3 separate regions of the Mus musculus genome follow, and all the other regions are linked to region 1. A link is a loop called in an ENCODE intact Hi-C map of the cell type or tissue named here. Cell type or tissue: heart. All regions are shown on one strand.

What was found. Peaks named below come from ENCODE experiments on the same cell type or tissue, not always from the same donor. Only the 100,000 strongest peaks of a DNase experiment are listed, where the experiment ranks them.
Region 2: it touches region 1 in a loop (6-fold over the local background); 14 of 42 quality-filtered maps call a loop at or near these places.
Region 3: it touches region 1 in a loop (5-fold over the local background); 24 of 42 quality-filtered maps call a loop at or near these places.

What each region holds. Positions count from the first base shown.
Region 1 is chr4:155,478,788-155,486,787 of GRCm38, forward strand. No RefSeq gene overlaps it. Among named protein-coding and RNA genes, the nearest start is that of Gnb1, 8.6 kb to the right of the region's middle. In heart, no CTCF peak of the experiment used is centred here; DNase peaks (open chromatin) are centred at 2,784, 3,134, 3,494, 6,934 and 1 weaker place; H3K4me3 peaks cover 620 bases; H3K27ac peaks cover 1,434 bases.
Region 2 is chr4:155,697,502-155,705,501 of GRCm38, forward strand. It overlaps Ssu72 (Ssu72 RNA polymerase II CTD phosphatase homolog (yeast)), which reads left to right and starts at 7,314. Exons shown (of 5, transcript NM_026899.3): 1 at 7,314-7,960. The coding sequence starts at 7,881. In heart, a CTCF peak has its summit at 3,151 (motif pointing left); a DNase peak (open chromatin) is centred at 7,540; H3K4me3 peaks cover 1,457 bases; H3K27ac peaks cover 1,279 bases.
Region 3 is chr4:155,576,149-155,584,148 of GRCm38, forward strand. It overlaps Nadk (NAD kinase), which reads left to right. Exons shown (of 12, transcript NM_001159637.1): 2 at 845-1,049; 3 at 3,163-3,246; 4 at 7,989-8,000. The coding sequence starts at 871. Among named protein-coding and RNA genes, the nearest start is that of Nadk, 16 kb to the left of the region's middle. In heart, a CTCF peak has its summit at 4,476 (motif pointing left); DNase peaks (open chromatin) are centred at 1,183 and 2,353.

The sequences.
Region 1 (8,000 bases):
GAGTCACTATGTGGTTGCTGGGAACTGAACTCAGGACCATTGGAAGAACAGTCGGTGCTCTTAACCGCTGAGCCAACTCTCCAACCCAAATAAATCAGTTTTTTAAATTTTTTAAAAAAGATTTATTTATTTATTTATTTATTTATTTATTTATTTATTTATTATATGTAAGTACACTGTAGCTGTCTTCAGACACACCAGAAGAGGGGGTCAGATCTCATTATGGGTGGTTGTGAGCCACCATGTGGTTGCTGGGATTTGAACTCAGGACCTCTGGAAGAGCAGTCAGTGCTCTTACCTGCTGAGCCATCTCTCCAGCCCATAAATCAGGGTTTTTTTAGTTTTAATTTTTTCTTTTTTCTTTTTTAAGATTTATTTATTATTATATATGAGTACACTGTAGCTGTTCAGACACACCAGAAGAGGGCATCAGATCTCATTACAGGTGGTTGTGAGTCACCACGTGGTTGCTGGGATTTGAACTCAGGACCTCTGGAAGAGCAGTCAGTGCTCTTACCCGCTGAGCCATCTCTCCAGCCTCCAGCCCCAAATCAGTTTTTTTAAAAATAAGCAAAGGACCTGGGTGGACGTCCCTCTGAAGAGGACAGAGCAGAGATTGTAGGAAACAAACACAAGAAAAGATGTTCGGTATCACTAACCATGGAGGAAAGGCAAATGAGACCACAGCAGATAGGTAGGGTAGAACCCAGTGGATAATTTATGTTTAGAAAGCACACAAAGCCCTGGATTTCATTCCTAGCACAGAGAGGTAATGATGTGTGCCTGGAAAGAAGCACACACACACACACACACACACACACACAAACACAAACACATACACACCACATAAACACACACAAACACATATACACTACACAAACACACACATACACACATAAGCACACACACACACACACTGTGGGAGTAGAAAATAGAATCAGGGAAGAGTTGAGGTGGTTCTCTGAGTTCATCAAGGTTATCTACTAAGACTATACATGACTTTGGTAAAATAGGCAATTAGGCTCTTAGGCAGCTCGGTGGTGGGTGGGAGTAAACCCACCTAGCAGGCATAATACACCTGGATCTATATCCAGCACAGCCAAACAATTTGTATTGAGACAGATACTCACCAACTTCTCTGAAGCCTCCACACTTCCCACCTACCACAGGAGTGGGTCTTCCTGCATACAAAGAGACCTGGATGGGAGCGCCAGCCACCAGACATGGCCTCTGTCCTCATCTCTGCGAGGCCAGGCTGAGCCTCAGCTATGTTTTAGTGAAGTAGAAGTGACAGATAGTGCAGAATACAAGAAATGTATTGCCAGACAGAGTTTATCTCCTTTTTAGTCTTTGCTTGTTTGTTTTTGTTTTTGAGACAGAATTCCTTCATGTAGCCCTGGCTGTCCTGGAACTTGCTCTGTAAACCAGGCTGGCCTCAACCCCAGAGATCTGCCTGCCGCAGCCTCCCGAGTGCTGGGATTGAAGGTGTGAGCTGCTGTTGCCTAGTCCTTTTTATTCTTTTTGTTTCCCCTAAAGATTTTTTAAAATTTTATGTAACTTGGTGTTTTTTTTTGCACATATGTCTGTGAAGGGGCTAGATCCCCTGGGATTGTAGCTGCGTACACTTGTAAGTTGCCATGTGGGTGCAGGCAACTGAACCCCGGTTCTCTGGGAAAACAGCAGCCTCTTACTTTTAAAAAAAGAATGCTTACCTTTACCATCTGTGTATTTGCCAGCGTGTACATATGTGCACCTCGTGGATGCCTGCTACCCAGGAAGGCAGAAGAGGGTTTCAGACGCCTTGGTACTGGAGCTGTACATAGACAGTTGTGAACCATCACCGGAATGCTGGAAAGCGAACTTAGGTCCTCCAGCAAGAGCAAAAGATGCTTTTAATCTCTGAGCCACTTATCTGTGCCCTCACCCCCAGCCTTGAGCGTCTGGATCAGACCTTGTTTGCCTTCAGATCTAGGTAAAGTCTATCGTCCTGCCACATCCGCAGCTTCCTGCAAGAAGCCACGACCTGTTGAGCAGCTGAGCTTGTTTTCCTGGCATAGTGGGGGAGGGATCCCCCCACACACCCACTTTAAAAGTCAGACTAGAGAATTAAAACACTGAGCCTTGGTCAGAGAACTTTGTCTTGGCTCGTTATTTCTCTGGCCATCCTTCCCATCCATCTCCAGCTTTCCTTTCAGGAGCCCAGTATCCCCTGGCCACTGGCAGCTACACTTATCATCTTTACTTCTTTGAGCTCGAATTTCACCTTGTACCTCAGGCTGTCGTCAAAAACCGTAATCCCCCTTCTCTCTAACTGCTGACTATTGAGTCTTCAGGCTTGGCCTGCTAAGATTTTCTCTCCTTCATGTTGCTGAGGGGTTAGGCGGACAGCTGAATTGAAAGCCTTTGGGTATTGGTACAAGAGTGCCGCACACTGTGAGGCGAGGTCAGCATCGTAAGACCCTTATTTAATCCCAGCACTCAGGAGGCTGAGACAGGCGGATCTCTGAGTTCCAGGCCAGTCCGGTCTCAGAGCGAGTTCCAGGACATTCAGGGCGACACCACAAAACCTTGTGTCGAAACACTAAAAAATGGGAGTGGGGGTGTTAACTGGGCCCAGTTGGACGTTTCTCCCAAGCCCGGTCCTGACTTTGTCCCTGTCAATCATGCCAAGCTCCTTCTCTGCTCCACTTTTAAGCCCTTCTTTCATTCATTCAACCAATCCGGAAGCGGCGCCGCTCGGAGTTCGGAAGTTCCGCTTATTTCCCACCAGGTGGCGCTCGAGCACCATTCGCAGCCAGGCGTGGCGGCCAGGGCTCTTCGGAGTCTGTTGGGACTAAAAGCTTGGGTTGGAGACCAGGGGTGGGGCGCTCTGTTTTCGAAACGCAGTCTTGTAAGTATCACTTTCAAGTTTCCACAATTGCAAAGAAAAAGAATAGACATAAATTCCATCTCAGCCACCTGGAAAGCTGACAATAGCTACAGTCCTGCAGGTGCAGACCCTAACTCGGGGTGAGGGGATGGGGGCGGGGTGGGGGGCACACGCAGAACTCTAACCCCAATCTGTGCAAGTGCCAAGTTTCTGACTAACAATCCCTGCAAACAGCCTTCTGGGCATGGTGGCGCTTGTTCCCACCAGGCGAGCCAACAGGCCTGGACCTAGTCCTTGGAGAGGGAGGACCACGCTGTACTTCCTGCTCTGTCCAGCCCCAACTTGGCTCAGGCTCATCTGAGCCGCCCATGGCTCTGGACTCTACGATGGGACAGGGAAGGGCTCGCCCTTGTTCTTTTCTGTCTTAAATGTTCAGCAGAGCCGTTTTATCCAAAGGCATTGAGGGCACAGACTGCTCTACACCTTAAGTCCATTGTGTCCAGCCACCAGAGTAGAAGTGGCCTTAGCATTTGCCAGGGAGTTCCATCCTATCTACATCTCTACAGTACGGAAGGAAAACTGAGACTGGGTAGTAAAGCTAGTGAGGCGCATGCATTCTTTTCTTTATAGAGCCCTGGCCTGAGAGGCAGCGTTCGCAAGCTGTAGTGGGTAGGCAAGGCAGCAGGTGACCCCAGGAACACCCAGTCAGTGTTGAATCAAAGGCATCTACTCTTGTCCCCACTGCAGGGCTGGAGCGCTTCTCCATATATATAATCTTTTCTAGGAGTCAAGGAAGGAAAGCAATGGCGTACACCTTTGATCCCAGTGCCCTGGAGGAAGAGGCAGATGTATCTCTGTGTGTTCGAGGTCAGCTTGGTCTGCATAGTGAGTTGCAGAGCAGCCAGAAATACATAGAGAGACTGATGATTGGAGAGCGGGGGGTGGGGGGAAAGGAAAGAAAAGAAGAAGAAAATTAAAGACCCCAAAGGATAGACTGGGTGTGCTGGCACGCACACATCTTTAATCCCAGTACTTCAGAGGCAAAGGTTGACAGATCTCTGTGAGCTCCAGGCCAACCAAGTCTACATAGTGAGGGCCTATCTAAAAAAATAAATAAATAAATAAATAAATAAGTATATAAAAAATAAACTTCAGAGAGCAATAGAAGGGCAAATGAGGCAGAATAGGAGACCATTAGAAGTCTGAGCTAGTCGCAGGGCCGACCACAAAGGACTCAGGGCAGGCCTAGGCATGAGCCCCAGAGGTATTGCAGCAGGGCCCAACCCATCTCACAGGGACGTCACAGAGAGAAGCTCCAGGGCCCTCGCTCCCTTCATGGCCTCCTAGGCTGTTTTTCAAAACACCAAGCACCGTTGGCCCAGCCTCCCCTGGAAGGTACCTGAAGGCTATAGATGTATAGATGATGCTGGCTCCAGCATCCGTACCTCACAGCTGGAGGCCAACCCCAATTCCAGCCCCACACTGTCAGTCCTCCCAAAGCACAAAACTGTCACTGCCTGGAGCCATGGCTCGCTCTCCCCCATGCCTGCCTCTCCTCATTGCCTCTTTCCGGCAAATCTTGCATCATCTCCCAGGTGGTAGGTGACTGAACCACAGGGACAAAATTCTAGACAAACAGCTCTTGGACCCCAGAGGCCACTCAGAAGGAAGCTGCCCCTGCAGGATCCAGGTCCTGCCAAGAATGTGTTGGCTGAACCCCTGGGGTGCTGCCCTGGGGCTTGAGGCTTAGCATCAAGGATGGCTCTACAGAAGGTTAAGCTGTTAACTGCTTCTTGCCTTGGGGCCTCTACAAAAGGGTCCAGGGCCCAGTGTCAAGGATGGCTGAACATGGCTTAGATCACAGTTGAGTGACTCTGGGTAAGGAAGTGGTATGAGGAGGCTATTCAGCGACTCTTTCATTCCTAGTACTATTGAACTCAGGATGGTGCACTACATATGGATTCTTGCTCGGGTCCCAGGCAGAGGCCTGGGACAATGTCACTGACATGATGAACAGACTCAGGCACGAGGTGAAAGGTCAGCTGGCCTGAGGAAGAAGTGGAAGGGCCTAGAGCAGCTATCTCAACTGGGCACCATCAGCAGGGAGGGGACAAACTCCTGAAGACTGGCTTCCCACCTAGCATGGGGCCGCTGGGTGGGAATCAAGAGACCAGCAGGACAGAAAGGACAGTGACATGGACGCAGTAGAGAGGCAGAGGCTGAGAAATCACAAGCTCAAAGCTAAGCCAATGCTGGCTGATCCTGTCTCAATGCTGTTGGTGGTGTGACACACCTTGAATTACAGCTCTCGGGAGGCAGAACCAAACCAAACCAAACTAAACCAAAATAAAAATCCTATCTCAATTTCTTTTTAATTTAAAAAAAAAGGGGGGGAATCTGCTGTTATATCCTCTAATCCCAGCACTTGGAGGGCAAAGGCAAGAGGATTAGAAGCTAAGGTCATCTCATCGTTGACCTCATAGTGAGTTAGAGGCCAGCCTTGGATACACGAGACACAGTCTCTCAAATATTAAATAAATAAATAAATAAATAAATAAATAAATAAACAGCACATTTTGCTAGGCAGTGGCGGCATGACCCTTTCATCCCAGCACCAGCCAGAGGCAGGTGGATCTAAGTTCCAGGACAGCCGGGGATACACAGAGAAATCTCTCAAAAACAAAAACAAAAACATGTGTGTGTGTGTGTGCACCATGGGCATGTCTGGTGTCCACAGAGGCCAGAAAAGGGTGTTGGATTCCCTTGGAATTGGAGTTACAGAAGGTTATGAACTACCATGTGAGTGCTGAAAATCAAACCCAGGTCCCCTGGATGAATAGCCAGTGCCTACAACTGCTGAGCCATTTCTCCAGCCCTTTCCACATTTAAAAAAAAAAAAAAAGGTAAGATAAAGCCAGGGAACAGAGTCAACAGACATATCTGAGGGCTCTCTCTCCCTTCTGATTAAGTCCACGAGTACATGTGAGACTGTGGAAGTTCTTTGTGGAGACGTGGGACAGAGGAGGGGAGGGGAGGGGAGGACAACATGGGCATGGTGAGGAGAGCAGCAAAGGACATCAAGTGTGGGTTCGCTGGGGCTAGAAGGCTGCAACCCAGAACCTTCCTCAGGGGGGTCAATCTGGCAAACTGGGGTGACTTTCTGTTAGAATGTGGCATACAGATCTTCAGCCTAAGGGGAATTCAGGACTCTATGAACAGGACCCATTATGGCCAGAACCATACCTACTAGGGGTCCGGAGAGGCTTATAGATGGCCTCCCCTGCCCACTGGAAATGGCTCTGATAGTATTGTCTTGTTTAGTGACAAATAGTTTCCTGGTGTAGAAGGGCACTTCCAAGTACACATTCTGTCCATACCTGGTGGGCCCAGCAGGGTTGTGGACAGGATTCTGGGACAAGCTCAGTTCCAGCAACAATCCTGTGGCCCCTTAGCCAGAACCCTAAGGAGCCTGGCCTCTGTGGAAAGTTTGAGAGCTGGGTGGCTTGCCCCTGCTGCTGCTGCCGCTGCCACAGGTGTGATATGTTTACCTAGCAGGTGTTGGAAGAGCCTAGTCTCAGGATAGTGGGTCCCAGGGTGCCATCTGCTGGGAAAAGAGTCCCCAGGATGTCAGGAACTCCCTTCCCTCAGGCAAGGCTCTAGGCAGAGAAGAGAGCTGGAGGCAGGGGCCTGCACCTAGCAGCTCAGAATCTAGGTAGCTCCTTTGCCTTAGACAAGCAAGCTATCATGACCTCAGGGTCCATATCCGGTTTCTAGATTCAGCATGGCCAATAAATAGTATGTGTGTTTCCCCATTCATTGTTCCCAGAACCCCTTTCCTGTGTCTGCCTAGGTCTGTAAGTTAACACTGTGTGGGGGAAGGAAATGTTTTGTCCACAAGCCACAAAATGTCTCAGGGCTAAGAACTGCCTCTGGACCAGTCTACTTCACCAAGCCACCCATCAGGCCCTACCTCTGGCCACTGAGGCCTGTACCCTACATCCCTGTTCACTGAAGTCCTCTCGTCTGTGTGTATGTCAGAGTCTGGGAATAGGCCTTTGCACCCCTCAACCTCTGTCACATCTCCATCCAACCTTTCTCACAGAGAATGTATCAGGGTATGGTCACCAGTTGTCCTGTCAGGCCAGAACCCGTGGCCTGCAGGAAATGGAGGAAGTCCAAGAAAACAACGGTGGCCTTTGCTTATATTGCTTCCCCAGGCTGGGAAAGAAATAGGACTAGGGACTTTTGGGAAGGAGGGGGCCATGGTGGCCCCAGAATTCCCAGAGATTGAGATTGTACCCCAAGACATGCCTTAATGGATGTCTAGGGGTAGGACTGGGGCCCAAAGCTGGGTAAAGGGAGACCTAGTTTGCTTAAGCTATTAGGTGGAACTGAACAATACAGGGATCTTGGAGTTATGTTTGTTTCAGCTGTCCTGCCCAGCACTAACTGGACGTTCTGAGAAGCCATTGTCCAGAGCTGCCTAATAATTCCTGCACTGGGCAGCAACCAAATTGATCTTCACCCACGAGTACCACAAACAAGAAAGGTTCCTTTAGGGGTAGCTTAACTGCTCTCCAAATTCTGAAGTTATATGTTTTCTTTTGGTTTTGAATTTTTCAAATGTGTATTGGCAGTTAGCCTAAATTTATGTCTGTGTACAGGCATCAGATCTGTTGGAATTGGAGTTACTGACAGTTGTGAGCTGCCACGTGGGTGCTAGGAATTAAACCCGGGTCCTCTGGAACAACAGCTAAGGCTCTTAACAGCGGAACCATGTCTTCAGTCCCTTGGTTTTGATCTTTTTTAAGACAAGGTCTCAGTTGATAGTTTTGAAGGCCTGGAATTGGCTATGTCAACCAGGTTGGACTTGAATTCATAGCAACTCCCTTGCCTGGCCTTTTGAGTCCTGGGATTTTATAGGCATACACCACAACGCTTAACTCCAAATTCTAGTTTCACAGGAAGGTTGGTTGTGAGGGGACCTTGAAGTTTTTTTTTCCTCTTTTGAGCAGCATTTTCCTCCTGCCTGGTGACAGGAAACAGACCCATCCTTTAGGCTGGAAACTTTGTGTTACCTAAACAGAGCTCCTAATGGTAGCCTCCAGCTTTCTGCCACGAGGGCCCCTTG
Region 2 (8,000 bases), 220 kb after region 1:
ATTCTTAGCTACGCATCGAGTTAAAGGCCAGGAAAGAAAACACAAACAGGGCTGCAGAGATGGCTCAGTGGTTAAGAGCACTGACTGCTCTTGCAGAGGTCCTGAGTTCAAATCCCAGCAACCACATGGTGGCTCACAACCATCCGTAATGAGATCTGACGCCCTCTTCAGGGGCATCTGAAGACACAGCTACAGTGTACTTAGATATAATAATAAAATAAAACCTAAAAAAAAAAAAAAAAAAGAAAACACAAACAACAAAAATCCCCAACATACAGGTCAGACATATGGAGAGGAATGAATTGTACCCATTTAATTACTGTTCAGGTTTCCATGAGCAGCTATGCCCCAGCCCAACCCTGCTCAAGTGTGTGTCCCTTCTTAAAATTTTCAGTATGATCTCCAGGGACATTGTACATTTTTACCCAAAACAAGACCTTCGAATCTGCCTACCTTCAAAAACATAGTCATAGCATGTAACTACCTTAGCCTACCAGAATGACCCATAGCCATCGTTCTTTGCGTGAACTGAACCCCCATGAAAAGTGTACCAGCATTTCAGACCCTCCATGTGCTGAGTTACATAGAAGTGACTCAAAGCTCACTCACTGTACCCAGGACAGTAACACACCCTTTCAGAACACACAGTGTAACCCCACTGGTCACTGTGGCTAGTGTGACTCAGGAGATTTTTGCTTTTGAGACAGGGTCTTAGTGTAAAGCCCTGACTGCCCTGCACCTTGATATGTAGACCAGCCAGGCCTTGAACTCCCAGAGATCTGCTGCCTGGTGCCTCCCCACTGCTAAGATTAAAGGAATGTGACTAAGCCACGTGAGTGAGTGCTGGTGCTGCAGGTATGTACACCCCTCTTGCCTGCCTTCTGCGTCTTCCTCTACCTTTTCCCATCTTTCCCTCCCTGCCTTTTTTGTTTTTTTTGTTTCTTGTTTTTTTTTGAGACAGTCTCTTACAGCCTTGGATAGCTTCCAACTCATGAGTCAAAGATCAGCTTGAACCCTGACCCTTCTTTCTCCCCGGGTACTGAAATAATTGATGGACCACCAGTTTTGGTTTTATAGAGTACGAGATGTCAAGCCTGAGGTATTATGTGTGCTAGGCAAGCATTCTACCAACTGAGTTATATCCCCATCCCTATTTTGAAGTTTCCAGCTATGTCTCCGGGTTCTCTGATCTATTCTGAAATGCACAATATACCATTAATCCTATCTAGCACCCTTTTTTTCCCATCACACATAATAACATGTATCATAAAAGAACAAATTGATAAACTTTATAGAAATTTTAAGCTAGGTTCTGGGTTCAAATATATAATCTCTCAGCAGTTGGAAGGTGGAGGCAGGGCTATCCGACGTTCAAGGCCAGTCTTGGCTACATGAGCCTGCAGGTTGGTGACATGGCTCACTGGGTAAAGGCACCTGTCAAGCTTGACTTGAGTTTGAGTCCTGGGACTTACAAGGTGGAGCGAGGGCACCAACTCCTTGAGGTTGTGGCCAGACCTCTCCATGTACGTGCTCCATGAGCACACACACAAAGGAATGTAAATATCAGTATTTAAAGATTCTGCCTATTGCCAAACACGTGGTATTCACATGAGATATTCACATGATCTCATCACTTAGCAGGCTGAAGCAAGAGGATTGCTTGCCATAGGCCCTGTCTATGTTAGGGACTGAACTCAGGTCCTTGTCATGTTTGGCAAGAGCTCCTACCACTGAAGCTATGCCTCCATCCCCTCAGCAGTTTTTTCTCCCTCCCTTCCTCTCTCCCTCCCTCTGTCTCTGTCTGTCTGTCTCTCCTTTTTTGTTTTAGAGACAAGGTCTCACTATAAAGTCATGGTTATGCTGAAACTTGCTATATAGACTAGACTGGTCTTGGACTGAGAGAGATCCGCCTGCCTCTGCCTCCAGAATTCTGGGACTAAAGGTGTGTGCCACCATGCCTCTCCTCTTTGACTTTTTCTTAATCCAAATGGGAAGCATTTGCACACACACAGGCTGGGCATGGTGGCACAGGCCAGCACTCAGGAGGTTGATGATTACAGACCTGAAGGGGGCTTGAGCTTAGCAAGTGAGGCATTGCCCCCAAAACACAAAAGTCAAAACAGAATGAAAAGAAAAAAATCCCATTTCTGCTTCACTTCCAGGTATTAGTTCAATGAAAACTTCGAAAGTGTTTGTATGCACAGTTTACACGGAGATGCTCATGGCTGAAGTGTGAGGTATCTGTAATAGCCCCAGACTAGAAACAGCACAAATTACCATCTGCAGGTTGTTGATCAAAATGTGGTATGGCCAAACAGTGGAAAGCAACCAGCAATAGACAGCAGGAAAGCTGGCAATAGGGAACCTGGGCATGGTAGTGCACACCTTTAATCACAGCACTTGGGGACCAGAGGCAGGTGGATCACTGAGTTTTGAGGTCTACAGAGCAAGTTCCAGGACTGCCAGGGCTACTCAGAGAAACCTTGTCTCAACAACAACAACAAAAGGCCAGACAAAGGAGCAGGGCACTAGAACCCTGGTCACGTGAAGGGGGTCAGGATGTCAGGGTCATTCCCAGGCATAAATTGTCTTTGAGGCTAGCCTGAACTACCTGAGACTGTAATTCTAAAATATGCAGACCATAGTAACAGGCAGCAACGTTAGTGTTGACTGGAGAGTGGTGGGTTGCCTGGGGATATGACTGAGGGCTGGGAGTAGAGGAGGCGGGAAAGATTACAAAGTGGTATAAGAAATGTTTGAGTTTGATAAATGTGTTTTGTTAATTTTGCAGGTGTTTTCATGTATAGAGAAACATACTGAGTTTTATGACTTAAGTACTATACTTGTGATTTGTTAGGTTAGTTGTCTTATTCAAGCTATTAAAAACTTGTCCTAGCCAGGCATGGTGGCACTTTAATCCCAGCATTTGGGAGTTTGAGGCCAACCTGGTCTGCATAGTGATTTCCAGGCCAGCCAATGCTACATAGAGAGACTGTGTCAAAAAAGCAAAAGCAAAAGTGGTAGGGCTGGAGAGGTGGCTTAGTGGTTAAGAGCACTGATTTCTCTTCCAAAGGGCCTGAGTTCAATTTCCAGCAATGGCATGGTGGCTCATAACCATTTATAGGATTTGGTGCCCTCTTCTGGCATGCAGGGGTACATGCAGATGTACACAAAATAAAATCTGAAGAAAGAAAAGACTTCATTTTAGTTTAAAAGGTTTTTTTGTTTTGTTTTGTTTTGTTTTTTTAAATGTCATGATCTGGGAGGTGGTAGTATACACTTTTAATCCCAGGGCTTGGTAGATAGGCAGACACAGGCAGATGAGGCCAGCTTGGTCTACAGAGTGAGTTCTAGTACAGCTAGGGCTACACAAAAAATAAAAAATTGCTCTAGGTGTTGGAGAGTTGGCTCATCATTTAAGAGCACTAATTGCTCTTCCAGAAGATCTGGGTTAGATTCCCAGCACCCACATGGTTAGCTGGCAACCATCTAGATTCTAGCTGTAGGGGATCTGATGCCCTCTTCAGGCCTCAGAGTGTCCCAGGCATACATATATAGACATGCATGCAGGCCGAACACCTATATACATAAAAAATAAAAGAGTTTTTCAGCTTAGGTTTCTCACCTTCTGCCTTGAAACAGGCATCAGTGAGAGAGAGAGTCTAACTCTGTAGTCTTGGTAGTGTGACCACTCAGTGTGCACAAGGCTGTGATATCACTTAGCCCCTCCCCTCCCTTATGATCTGGGAGCACTCGGTTGAGGGCTTGTACACAGACAGTAAGTTTTGCTTTACTTTGTTTTGGAGATAGGGATTCGTGTAGTCTAGGCTGGCCTTAAGCTCTGCATAGCTGAAATCGACCCTAAACTGATTCTCTTGCCCTCACGACCTAAGTACTGAGGTTATAAATATCATCTTACCCACACTGGGACAGCAGGCCTATGCATACTGGAAAGGGGATGGGAGGCAGCTCAGTGGAAGAAAGCCTTGGGTTTCATGTGTGTGGTGTATATGTGTATCATATATGCATATGTGTGTATGTATATATGTATGTATGAACCCTTTTAGGGTTCAGAGTCTATAAGCAGGGCATATAGTTCCAAAAAGAATGTTCAGAGACATAAGGGCAAGTTGAATGTGTTGTGGCACTTGGAGCAGGCACAGGATAGTGGACTAAAGAAGTAGGAGGGGAAGCCTTTCTGAAGGAAGGGACATCAGTTGTGGCTCAATTAGTGACGAAAGTGACTGAGATATAGCTGGACAAGCAGGACAGGTGAAGTAATGTCTGCAGAAGAAATAACGGATGGGAGCAGCACATATATTAGAAGGAAAGGCATGAGATGAGCAGCGTCTAGCTTCTCTGCCATTACGTTCTAAGACGGAGGAGAGATTGGCGTCAAGACATAATGCCTTGAATATCAGGCTGATGTGTTATGAGAGCATTGGAAAACCACAGAGGTTTTCATATTCACTGTGTAAATAGATCTGCTCTTACTTGTGACTGCAAATGAAAAGGGATCTTCATCATAATCTTTATGGTGAAGAGAATCTTTACGGTATGAAAGCGTTGTGTAAAACATCTTCTATTTTAGAACAGTAACCAGATCTCTTAGCTACCGGCCAGCACTCCTCCCAGCCTCAAACGTTTCTCCCGACTGTCCCCCCCTCAGTCCCCAACAGTCTGCTTACACAGTCCCCTCTACAGTTTTGTCAATACCAGCAGCTCCAAACCCTCACAACTGTGGCAGCCTCTGCTCATCTCAGCTTCTCCTGGCTGAACTGCCTCCTAACAATATCTTCTGCACCAATTGCCTTTTCTTCTCACCTTGCTAGCCCAGTTCCTCTTTTCTCTGCCTCAGCTGGCTTTTTATATATAACTTATCCCCTTCCCAGAAATCCAAGAGGCAACCAACACAGAAGGCCATAGGGCCAAGCGGTTCTAATGGCTAAGAATTACCAAATGGCCAGTTGACTAGCAACTGGGGATCCTTTAAAGGCCCAAGCGCACTGGATAAATCACACTACAGCAATCACAGCACCCCTAATCCTCTTCTCAAATGATCGCCCAGTTTTCACTTGCACCTCCTGTTTGTTAAATGCTCCTTGCGCTTTGGCCCCACATACATATTTTTTGTTAGTTTTTTGGAGACAACCCCTACCAGCTAGGTGGAGTAGTGTAGGCCTTTAATCCCAACACTTGGGAGGCATGATGCAGGCAGATCTCGGAATTTGAGGCCAGCCTGGTCTACATAGGGATTTCCAAGACAGAGCTACTTAGTAAGAGCCTGTCTCAAAAACACCAAAGACAAAACAAAAAGCCAACTAAGCAAACCCAGGATAAGAGAACATAAAACAAAGGTACTCACTGTCACTCCTGGCCACAGAATTTTATAATAGTAAGTATGATAAAAGTGGGGGAAATGTCCTCACTGGTTCCTCAAAAACACACACGTGCTGCTTAATACTGTTCCCTTGAACATATCAGAGGACCTAAGGATTCTGGCACCTCGTTTGTAACAGGTCCCCAGACTTTAGCACAACTGATGCTATGTTAGAGACACCATTCTGCACTTAAAACCCAGCACATGGGCTGGAGAGATGGCTTAGCGGTTAAGAGCACTGACTGCTCTTCCAGAGGTCCTGGGTTCAAATCCCACCAACCACATGGTGGCTCACAACCATCTGTAATGGGGTCTGATGCCCTCTTCTGGTGTGTCTGAAGAGAGCATTGGTATACTCATATACATGAAATAAATAAATAGCACTGACTGTTCTTCCAGAGCTCCTGAGTTCAATTCCCAACAACCATATTTCACAACCATCTTTAATGGGATCTGATGCCCTCTTCTGGTGTGTGTGAAGAGAGCAACAGTGTACTCACATAAAATAAATAAATCTTTAAAGAAACAAAACCACCCAGCACATAGGCCTCAACAGCTAGTGTTCTCACACAAAATAAATCTTCAAAACAAACCAAACAAAGAAAAAGCCCAGCACATAGGCCTCAACACCTGACTAAATAGAAACATAGTCCATAAGTCCCCAAGTAAAAACTTCCTCAATGTTCTAATCTTGCTTTTTGACTTCCACAGTTCTGCTTCTCGCTAACTGAAGCATGCCAATCAAGATGGTCTTTGTACATAAAGTCAAAGAGCTGCAAGGCTCAAGGTTACATGATTTGGGCAAGTTCTCTGTGCAGCTAGCAGGCAAAAATAAAGACTTTCCTTTTGGCTTTCAGAGTGTCCACGTGATGGTCTCTGTGGGCTTACTCGCAACAGGTTCTCAATACTCTCCTCCTCATTAACACAAGGAACAATGATGGCAGACTTCAATAGCAATGAGGAGGTTCATAGTGGGAAATTTAGTTTCAAAATAGGACTGGAGAGATGGCTCAGTAGTTAAGAGCACGGACTGCTTTCCCAAAGGTCCTGAGTTTAATTCCCAGCAACCAAATGGTGACTCACGATCATCTGTAATGGAATCCCATGCCGTCTTCTGGTGTGACTGAAGACAGCCATAGTGTACTCATATATATAAATAAACTTTAAAAGAAAAAAAGGTTGCATGGAGGCTAGAAGATTCTAGGCCTAGGCAAACAGGTAGAGGTAGTCTTTGAGACAATTACTATAAGCGAATAAAATATACTTTTATAAAGGAGGGAGAAGGGATGAAAAAGAAAAGAGGAAGATACAGGAATAATAGGAATAAAGGGTAGATTACTGAATCTACGGCTTTTTTTTTGAGACAGGGTTTCTCTGTGTAGCCCTGGCTGTCCTGGAACTCACTCTGTAGACCAGGCTGTCCTCGAACTCAGAAATTTGCCTGTCTCTGCCTCCCAAGTGCTGGGATTAAAGGCGTGCGCCACCACCGCCCGGCAAAACACAGCTTTTGTTATACTTACTACACATTATCTACCTTCTTGTCCCTGACAATCTCATACTGCTCCAACTTTAAAGGAGTTCTCAGAATCTCCAAACAACTTATCTAATCCCCTTCACTTCTTGACCATTCCATTCGAGCTAGAGGGGACAGGTCACCAGGCAGGTAGGCCGGCTGTAAGTCGACCTGATTACCGAGTTCTAGGATTAAAGAAAAGTGTGAGGCACCACGCCCAGCAGCAACTCTATTTCTCTCTCCCCCTCTCACTTGAGATCGAGCTCTCAATAGGCAACCTAAACTGGCTTCCAACAGAGAAGCGATTTTTCCTGCCAGTTTTCCGATTGGCCGAACTTGAAGAGCCCGCTACCTCACCCATATTTTTCATATCGTTTACATGTTAAGCTGCAACGGGCTCACAGAGGAAGTGACGTGCTTCTAGAAGTCCAGTGACTCTGAGGAAGGTACTCGTGATAGAGATAGGGCACAAACCAAGTGCTGGAGCCCAGTGCATCTATGAAATTGGCAGAGTGACCACCTGGAGGAAACCGGAATGAAAAACGTCCCAACCACACCAAGAGAAGCCGCGGAAAGGACTTGAGACTCCCCGGACCCGCCCCAACGCCCGTCCCACTGAAGTTTTCAGTATTGCGCAAGCGCCGCGCCTAGCGCGTCATCCGAGGCGACGGTACATTAGGACGCAGGCGCGGCTCACACCGCTCCAGTTGCCGGCGCAGGTCCTGTGACGTCACGCGCCGGCGAAGGTGGTCCACGACCGCCGGCCTCGGCTGCTCTCAGGCTGATTCGGCGTCGGCCGGTCGCCCTCCCGCGCCGGCTGCAGTACGAGCCCAGGAGAGCACCGTCGGCCTCCCCACGCGTTGCGTTGCGTTGCGTTGCGTTCACTTCCGTGTCGCAGATTTCCGGTTACCGCCATCTTCCTCGCGCGGAAGCCGGCTTCTAGGTGGGAGCTCCGTAGCGAGAGCAGTGGGTAGTTCGGTCGGTGCCATGCCGTCATCGCCGCTGCGGGTGGCGGTGGTGTGCTCGAGTAACCAGAATCGGAGCATGGAAGCACACAACATCCTCAGGTAGTGCAAGCTCCACCTGCCCTCCGCCCCTCCCTCCTCT
Region 3 (8,000 bases), 97 kb after region 1:
AAAGCATGTTACTGTACTGATGTCCACACCACCACTTTACATTTTCATCTTACTTGTTTGGCTATGAGGGCTGCTTTGTGGTCTGTGTCCACCCTTCCAGGGACCATTTTATCTGGCTTGTGATGGAAACACTAACACTCTGCCTTGGTTGTTTTGTCCTTACTCTCCATTATCTTTAGAAGGTTCAGAAACACCAGTGAGGGGTGAGGTTGTATCTTGGACATAGCTAAAATTTGCTGGGCCCTGGATTCAGTCTCCAAAAATGTAGAAAAACGACAGCAGGAAGGATTCTGAGTTCTTAAATATTTTTAAGGTGAAAGTAGCCTTTTTTGGGGGGGGGGGGTGGTTTTTTGATACATGGTTTCTCTTTATAGCCCTGGCTGTCCTGGAACTCACTCTGTAGACCAGGCTGGCCTCTAACTCAGAAATCTGCCTGCCTCTGCCTCCCGAGGGCTGGGATTAAAGGTGGGCGCCACCACCGCCTGACTGAAAGTAGCCTATTTTCAAAAACTCTGGAAAATGGGAACCTGGCAGGTTTTTTTCCCCTTTTCTTAGGGAGTCTGTTTTCTTTTCACCCAGATACAGACGGCAGCGACAAATGATCCCAACCAAGTCCAGGAGTGAATTTATTGCGGTAGCTGTACCACCATAGTCCAACTGGCAGACTTTACTGTTTATACGCCTTCAGGGAAGGGAGGAGCCTCAGGAGTCTTCCCCTCCTTCCACAGGGATCTTGTGGAAGGTCTTGTGAGAGCAGATATCACACCCAGCATTTCCCTGGATGGTGCTGAATGTTTGTTACTGCTGCTGGTATACGTAACTTGCTCTCTTTTATCAAATTAAGGCACCAGAGTTTTTCTCATATCAACTATGGAAATGGAACAAGAAAAGATGAACCTGAGTCAGGAGCTGAGTGCCGACTCAGCCTCCTACAACTGCTCAGCATGTCATGGGGATGAGACCTGGAGCTACAATCACCCTATCCGGGGCCGGGCCAAGTCTCGGAGCCTGTCAGCCTCACCTGCCCTAGGCAGCACCAAGGAGTTCAGGTAGGACCAGGAGTGTCCCCTTTTCCTCTCATGCTGTGTTAGGATCCTTACAGAGGACACAGCCGATATCAGGGCAGATCATCATTGCTTAGTGTGAGTTTTGCCCGTAGGGTGGAGCTTGGCACTGCCCAAGTGGTGCTGACCTTAGCAGAGGGAAGCACTGTCCACGAGACTTGTGCTGGACACTTGTTACCGACTGGCATGTACGAAATACAGGCCACACCATGTTTTCCTTTTCTGCCTCAGCACAGAGCCACCCAGCCAGAGCCAAGCTGAGCTGGGTGAGCTGAGAGGAGAGCATGGATGAGCTCAGCAAAAGAAGTGCCGGTGGGGAAGAGGAGCTGTTGTGACCCAGAGGCCTCTGCTCCTTACACAAAGGGCAGACTTTCTTGCACACGTTGTGGGCCACTGCCTTCCACTGCTGCTGCATAAAGCCTCAAGGGGAGGCCACATGATAAGCATGAGGTTCCACTAACATCAGGAGGTACTCTCATTCCTGGAGACAATAACCACGCTAAGTCTTTTATGGAAGCTTGCCAGAGACTGACACTGACTCCAGAAGAAGGATCACACCTGTGAAATGTGATGGTGAGGAGTCACTTTAAAGTCAGGCAGGCAGTCTCTCCCGTGAGGATGAGTGATCTCACAGAGCACCCATTTAGTGGTAGAGGGACGAGTGGCTGCTGCAGTTGTTTGTAGAAAGCTCTATGTGAGATGGCTGCAGCAGAGGCTAGGTGGCCAGCACCTTTGCCCTGGGTACACAGCTGATCACGGTGGCCTCCGGTGCCTATGCCTCACCACTATGTTTGTGCCTTGCCGACTTAGGACATAATTGCCTGAGTTTCTGGTTTCTGTGGGGATGTTGGACCTGTGAAAGTAGCCATAAGTCAGAGCAGCTTCTGCAGCTGGTGGCTGATGTCCTGGAGCAATGAGTGTACAAGCAAGTTTGCCTGTGCAACTATCCTTCGAGGAGGACAGAGGGTGGCCGGTGCTGACTCTTATTTCCTGCAAGCCCTAAGTTCTCTTCCTAGTTCCTTTAAGTTCCTACATGAGTTGATATTTGTGATGTTCTGTATAACCTTTTAAAGGCTATGTAGACAACCCAGGCTTAGTGAGTGATTCACACTTGTAATCTTAAAAGGCTGAGGCAGGGGGATCACAAGTTGAAGGCCAGTCTGGGCCATATTGGGAGGTCTGTTATAAAAAAGGAAGAAAAAAGGGAAAGCTTTATGTAAAACTCTAACACTTCTCTAGCTCAGAAAGGCCTGCAGCAATCAGGTTTCTCTCCAGTTGTCAGCTGGCCAGGCTGGCCGGGCTCCATGACCCTGGACACTGCCTGCTCCCCCAGAGGCAGGGCAATCTTTCATCTGCGTCATCAGCATTGGAAGATTTTGTGGATTTGGAGACAGGCAGCTGAAGGGAAGCAAGTTTGAAGGCTACTCTACTAACTCAGTGTTCTCTCTGGGCTAAGAGGAGTTAGTGAAGCCCCAGAGCCCTGAGTGAGTGTCCCAAGATGAACAACCACAATGCTGTCTTGGTCTTTGCCCTGATCGCCCAGAAGCATAGAGAGCCTGGCTGCTGCTGTCCCTCGTCAGGGCAGGCTGCAGTGAACCTTTGTTTGGATGCTCAACTGGCTGGGTCACTTTTTAGGAGGGAAGGCTGGGTTGCTCAATTGGTATCTGTGTTGTCACACATGTGCTCCAGAGAAAATATTTCTGCTAGAATGTTCATCTAGATTATTGAGGGTGGTGCCAGGTTTTGACTCCCGATTATAGCCCACAGACCTGCTGAGAGGTGCTGCCTTGGGTCCTGGCTCATGCCAGGCCAGTGTTTTCCTGGCTCTTACTAGACTTGTGCCTCCTCTGATTTAGGATCAGTGTCCACGGGAACCTGTCCAGGTCAGTTTTCATGCCTCGGTACTGTCCCAGGGAACCTGGGCAAGCGTGAGCTCCAGCGCAGCATCCCAGACCAGGGCAGGATCTGCTGCCCCGCGTGTGAATGCTGTGGATGATGGAGCTATTGTCACTTGGGTTTCTTGGAGTCTGACAGGGGCATGTCTGTTTTGCTTACTGTCCCCTTCTACTTTGACACCAGTCTCCGCTGTGCTCCACAGGAGGACCCGCTCTCTCCATGGACCGTGCCCAGTGACAACATTTGGACCAAAGGCCTGCGTGCTGCAGAACCCGCAGACCATCATGTGAGTTTACCAGAATTGAGGGGAAGGGGTGTTCCTTGGGAGTTTTATGGGGTTGCCCTGTGCAGGGTTCTGAGTTGTTTCAGAAGCCAACTGTGTTCATAGATCCTAAGTGGAGACTTTTAGCTGGTGGTTTCTCCCATGGCTTCCAGAGGCAGGGGGCAAATTTCTGTTTTGGTACACACCTATACTTTGGCACTCGGTCTGAGGCAGGAGACTCTCGAGTCTGAGCCAGCTTGAGCTGTTAGTAAGATATCAGCCGAGAGTCAGACCCTGTCTGAAAACCAAAAACACATAAACCAGGGAGAAAGAGAAGCAGTGGTGAGCTAAGGGCTGTGGCCACGTGGGACCGGGTCCCCTGACTGTGACCATCTGCACAGGTTAAATAGGATCAGTGGGACTTGCTTGGTGTTCTGTGTCTTTCCTTCTTTTAAAGATGTATGTATGTATGTATGTATGTATGTATGTATGTTTGTACTTACATACGTATGTACATACATATGTATGTATGTGTATGAGCACACTATGTGCATGTATGCTTGCGTAAGAGAACAGGGTATCAAATCCCACTGTAGATGGTTGTGAGCCTGTAGAAATACAAATTTTCTTTGTTTTTTAACCTGATTTTACTTGCTTGAAAGATTCTTCTTTTTGTTCATTTGTTTGTTTGAACCGTGGGTTTGCCATGCTAGAGATGGGACCAAGACTTGCCTCTGACAGGCATGCATTCTCCTACTGGCCACATCCCATCCTATGTGTTCCTCACAATCCTGTCGCTGGCTAGGACAACGCCCTGGAACACAAGCTCCCTGAGACCTTAGCAGTTAGTGTATCTTCCTGGGTTACACCTGATCATTATCTCTGTCAGCCCAAATTCTGGTTAGCATTGGATATTTCCAAAGAATAAATGTTTTCCCTCTGCACCACCTTTTTCTGGCCTGGATTAGAGACCTGACCCAAGGCTATGTATGACCCTCTCAGCAGTGGTCCTCATCCTCCCTTATGCTGCGACCCTTTAATACACTTCCTCATGTTGTGGGGACCCCCAACCATAGAGTTATTTCATTCCTACTTCATAACTGTAATTTTCCTAGTATTACAAATTACAGTGTAGATATCTCATGGGTAGGATATCTGATATACAGCCCCCAAAGTGGTCACAACCCTGGTTGAAGCCCCCTGCTCCAAGCTTCCTCTTGGAGGAGACCGCATCCTTGCTTTTCTGCCACCTGCAGGCCATCCAAGGAACTGCTCTTAAAAGGAACCTTGGCTGCAGGGTTGGTGTAAATCCCAGTAATGGTTTACACCCTTAGGGATGCAGGGATGCTAGTATTAGTGCTTTTGAGGAAAATTGTCCAAGGCCTACAAGTTCACAGAGCAGAGTTGTGAGTTATTGCTGCTGCTGCTGCTGTTGCTGCTAAATGTATATCATTGGAAGCAACGGTTCTTGACATGTTGTATCTTGACATGTTGTATCTTGACATGTTGTATACTCTCTTATCCATGCATCCAGCAATCATAATTACACCAACCCCAAGCCTTCTGCTAATATCCACTGTGTCATTGTCTGTCCCACGTGTGGCCCTCCCTAGCTCCCCATCACCCAGAGTTCTAGGCACTCCCCTGCTTCCTGTCCCTGGTCTGGTGCCCATATGCATGCCCACCACCTCCCAGTATCCTAGTGGTCCCCTGTATTTTCCAACCACCAGCTGCTTGCAGCCCCTTCCTGCACAGCTTAGCTTTGTCACTTACCTAACGCCTCTACAGCAGCCAGTTTTTGCTTGTTTATTTTATTTCTAAAGATTTATTTAGGGGGCTGGTGAGATGGCTCAGTGGGTAAGAGCACCCGACTGCTCTTCCGAAGGTCCAGAGTTCAAATCCCAGCAACCACATGGTGGCTCACAACCATCTGTAATGAGATCTGACTCCCTCTTCTGGTGTGTCTGAAGACAGTTGCAGTGTACTTACATATAATAAATAAATAAATCTTTTTGTAAAAAGATTTATTTATTATATGTAAATACACTGTATTATATTTTTGGCTCCCTGGAACTGGAGTTGCAGGCAATTGTAACTCCAGATTTTACCAGATATGGGTGTTGGGAACTAAATCAAGAGCAGTGTAAACCCCACCTCCTTTTTTCCTTTTTTCCTTTTTTTTTTTTTTTGTTTGTTTTAAGTCATAGTTTCTTTAGGTAGTCTGGCTCTCCTAGAACTCAATTTGTTTGTTAGATCAGTCTGGTCTCACACTCAGAGATTCAACTGTCTTTGCCTCCCAAGGCTGGGGGAGTAGTATGCACTCCTAGTCGCTGAGCTATCTCTCCAGCCCCCCACAGCCAGTTTTTACTTAGATATCAGTTATTTAGGCCAGGACACAAAATGCCTGCAGGCCGTTCTCTGAGACCAGAAAGTGCAAGTGAGAGAACTTTAGGACTATGGGTTAATGTCTAGACAGGCACCTTTCTCTGCTCTGCCTGGGACCATTTGTTCTAGGCTCTGAGGTACAGCTCTGTCACCTGCATCTCTGTATACCTCTATATGTCAGTGTAACACCTATGTTATAAAAATGAGGGCCTTATGGGGCATTGGTGGCGCACGCCTTTAATCCCAGCACTTGGGAGGCAGAGGCAGGATTTCTGAGTTCGAGGCCAGCCTGGTCTAGAGTAAGTTCCAGGACAGCCAGGGCTACACAATGAAACCCTGTCTCAAAAAAATAAATAAATAAATAAAAAATAAAAAAGAGGGCTTTATACGTTTGCCAAGTATCAAGTATCAAGTATTCCCGAGGCAGCATGGAGGACTTAGGAGGAGTTTTCGTTTCCTCATTACTTTGAGACTGTGTTTTCCTTACGGGGATGCCAACCTCTGTTGTATGGCACAGTGGCCATGCATCCTTGGCTGGCACAGCAGATCACTCAGAGCTGGTTCTGACAGGCCATGAGCCTGTCAGCTCCACATGGCACCTGAATCCCAGACTTCCTGGAATGGTCACCATTCCTCTGTAGATGACACAACAGGAAGTTGAGCTGGTTTGTGGTCACAGGGAGGCCTTGGCCTGCATATAATAATGCTGGTGACACATGCTGAACCCTGCTGAGCTTTGGGGCTGAAAGAGTCTTGGGCTGGGCCTGCCTGAGGCAGTCATAACCCACACATGGGCAGGATAGGCTGGCTGCTGGACACAGGGTGTGGGCTTGGAGCTCTGTAGTGGGGCAGAGGTCTATGATCCACCCACATTCTCTGGAACCCGGAGTCTGGTAAGTTTAGGGAGTGATCTCCTTTCACCTGCAGCCCTTTCACCTGCCGGTGGCCTGCGACCGCCTCCCTGTGGGCGGGCCTGCCTTTTCCATGCTCCTGGTTCTCAGCGGCCTGGGCACTGCCTGGCCTGGGCACTGCCCTGCCAGGGCTGCTAGGCAGGTGGTCCTGGCCCTTCTTTAGGAGCAGGGAGCTGAGACTGGCCCTCTTTGCTCTTAATAGTTAACCTTGTGTTTTTTCATTTTTAAACCAGATGATGAGGCAGAAGGGCCATGTAGTCAGAAGGGAGTCTATGTTTTTGTTTATTTGATTTCATAGTTTAGAGAACACTGCTATAGGACCTTGACAAGTCTTCGACATTTTGCTTTCAGTTTTGAGGATACAAAAATTAAACTCAGTGTAATACACAGCTAGGAGCATGGTGGCCAGACAGGGCTGTGTGTGTGTGTGGTGAGGGAACACTGCAATGCTGGGGATGTGCCTGCTGTCTCCTAGAAGGTGGAGGCTCAGAGAGGCAGCGATGAGCGGCCTCTCCCCTCCCAGAAATGCCAGTAACAGGTGAGTGCTTTGACCACTAGTGGCCTCTGAGGCTTTCAGTACTTTGTGTCATAATTTTGAAGGTTGGTTGTGGGTTCTCACAGACTGCTAGAACACATTTCATAATTGGGGAAATTGTGTTGGACTTCAGAAATGAAGATTTACTAGGCCAGGCATGGTACCAGGTCATGCCTTTAATCTCAACACTCAGGAGGGAAAACAGGTAGATCTCTATGAATTTGAGGCTAACTTGGTCTGTATAATACGTTCCAAGCCAGTCGAGGCCACATACTAAGTACCTCTTTCAAAAAATTAATAATAATTATTAATTTTAATTATTATTAGTTTAACTAATACTTATATTGATTTTAATTAATAAATAAGACTCAGCTAAGTTTATACAGTAGCATAAAGAGGTAGGCCATACACCCTCCAGGTAGGTTCATCAAAGGAAACACATGTTCTGAAGGGTCCTGGGACTGGAAATGGTCCATAGTAGACCCAGGACAGAGTCTTGAATCCAGCTGTTCTAGGTTCTATGAGGAACAGATGTCCTCTATAGGCTGACAGGTAGCCTAGGATTTCCTCTCTGTTGCTTTATGCCATCTCTGTCCCCACCATAATACATGTGATCTGGCCCATGAAGATGATTATAGGTACAGTTGGCAAGCAGGGTGCCCAAGAGGATATGGCCAAAGTCTTGCAGACAGTGGCTGGGCAGGGTGGGTCTTCAAGGTCTACTGGCAGCTAAGGACAGTTGCTCTAGAACCATTGTGTTCCTGGTATGTGGCTGCAGGTTGGCTGACAGCTATCCCTGATGGCAGCCAGTGCTGACGGTGTACATATAGTTGGCAATGTAGTTCTCCTTTTTTCTGGTTTGTGGCTATTTTTATTTTTCCAAATTCCTCAAGGAAAAGACAACTGCTGGTATGAGCTCTTTTCTCTCCCCAAAGGCACATCCAGGA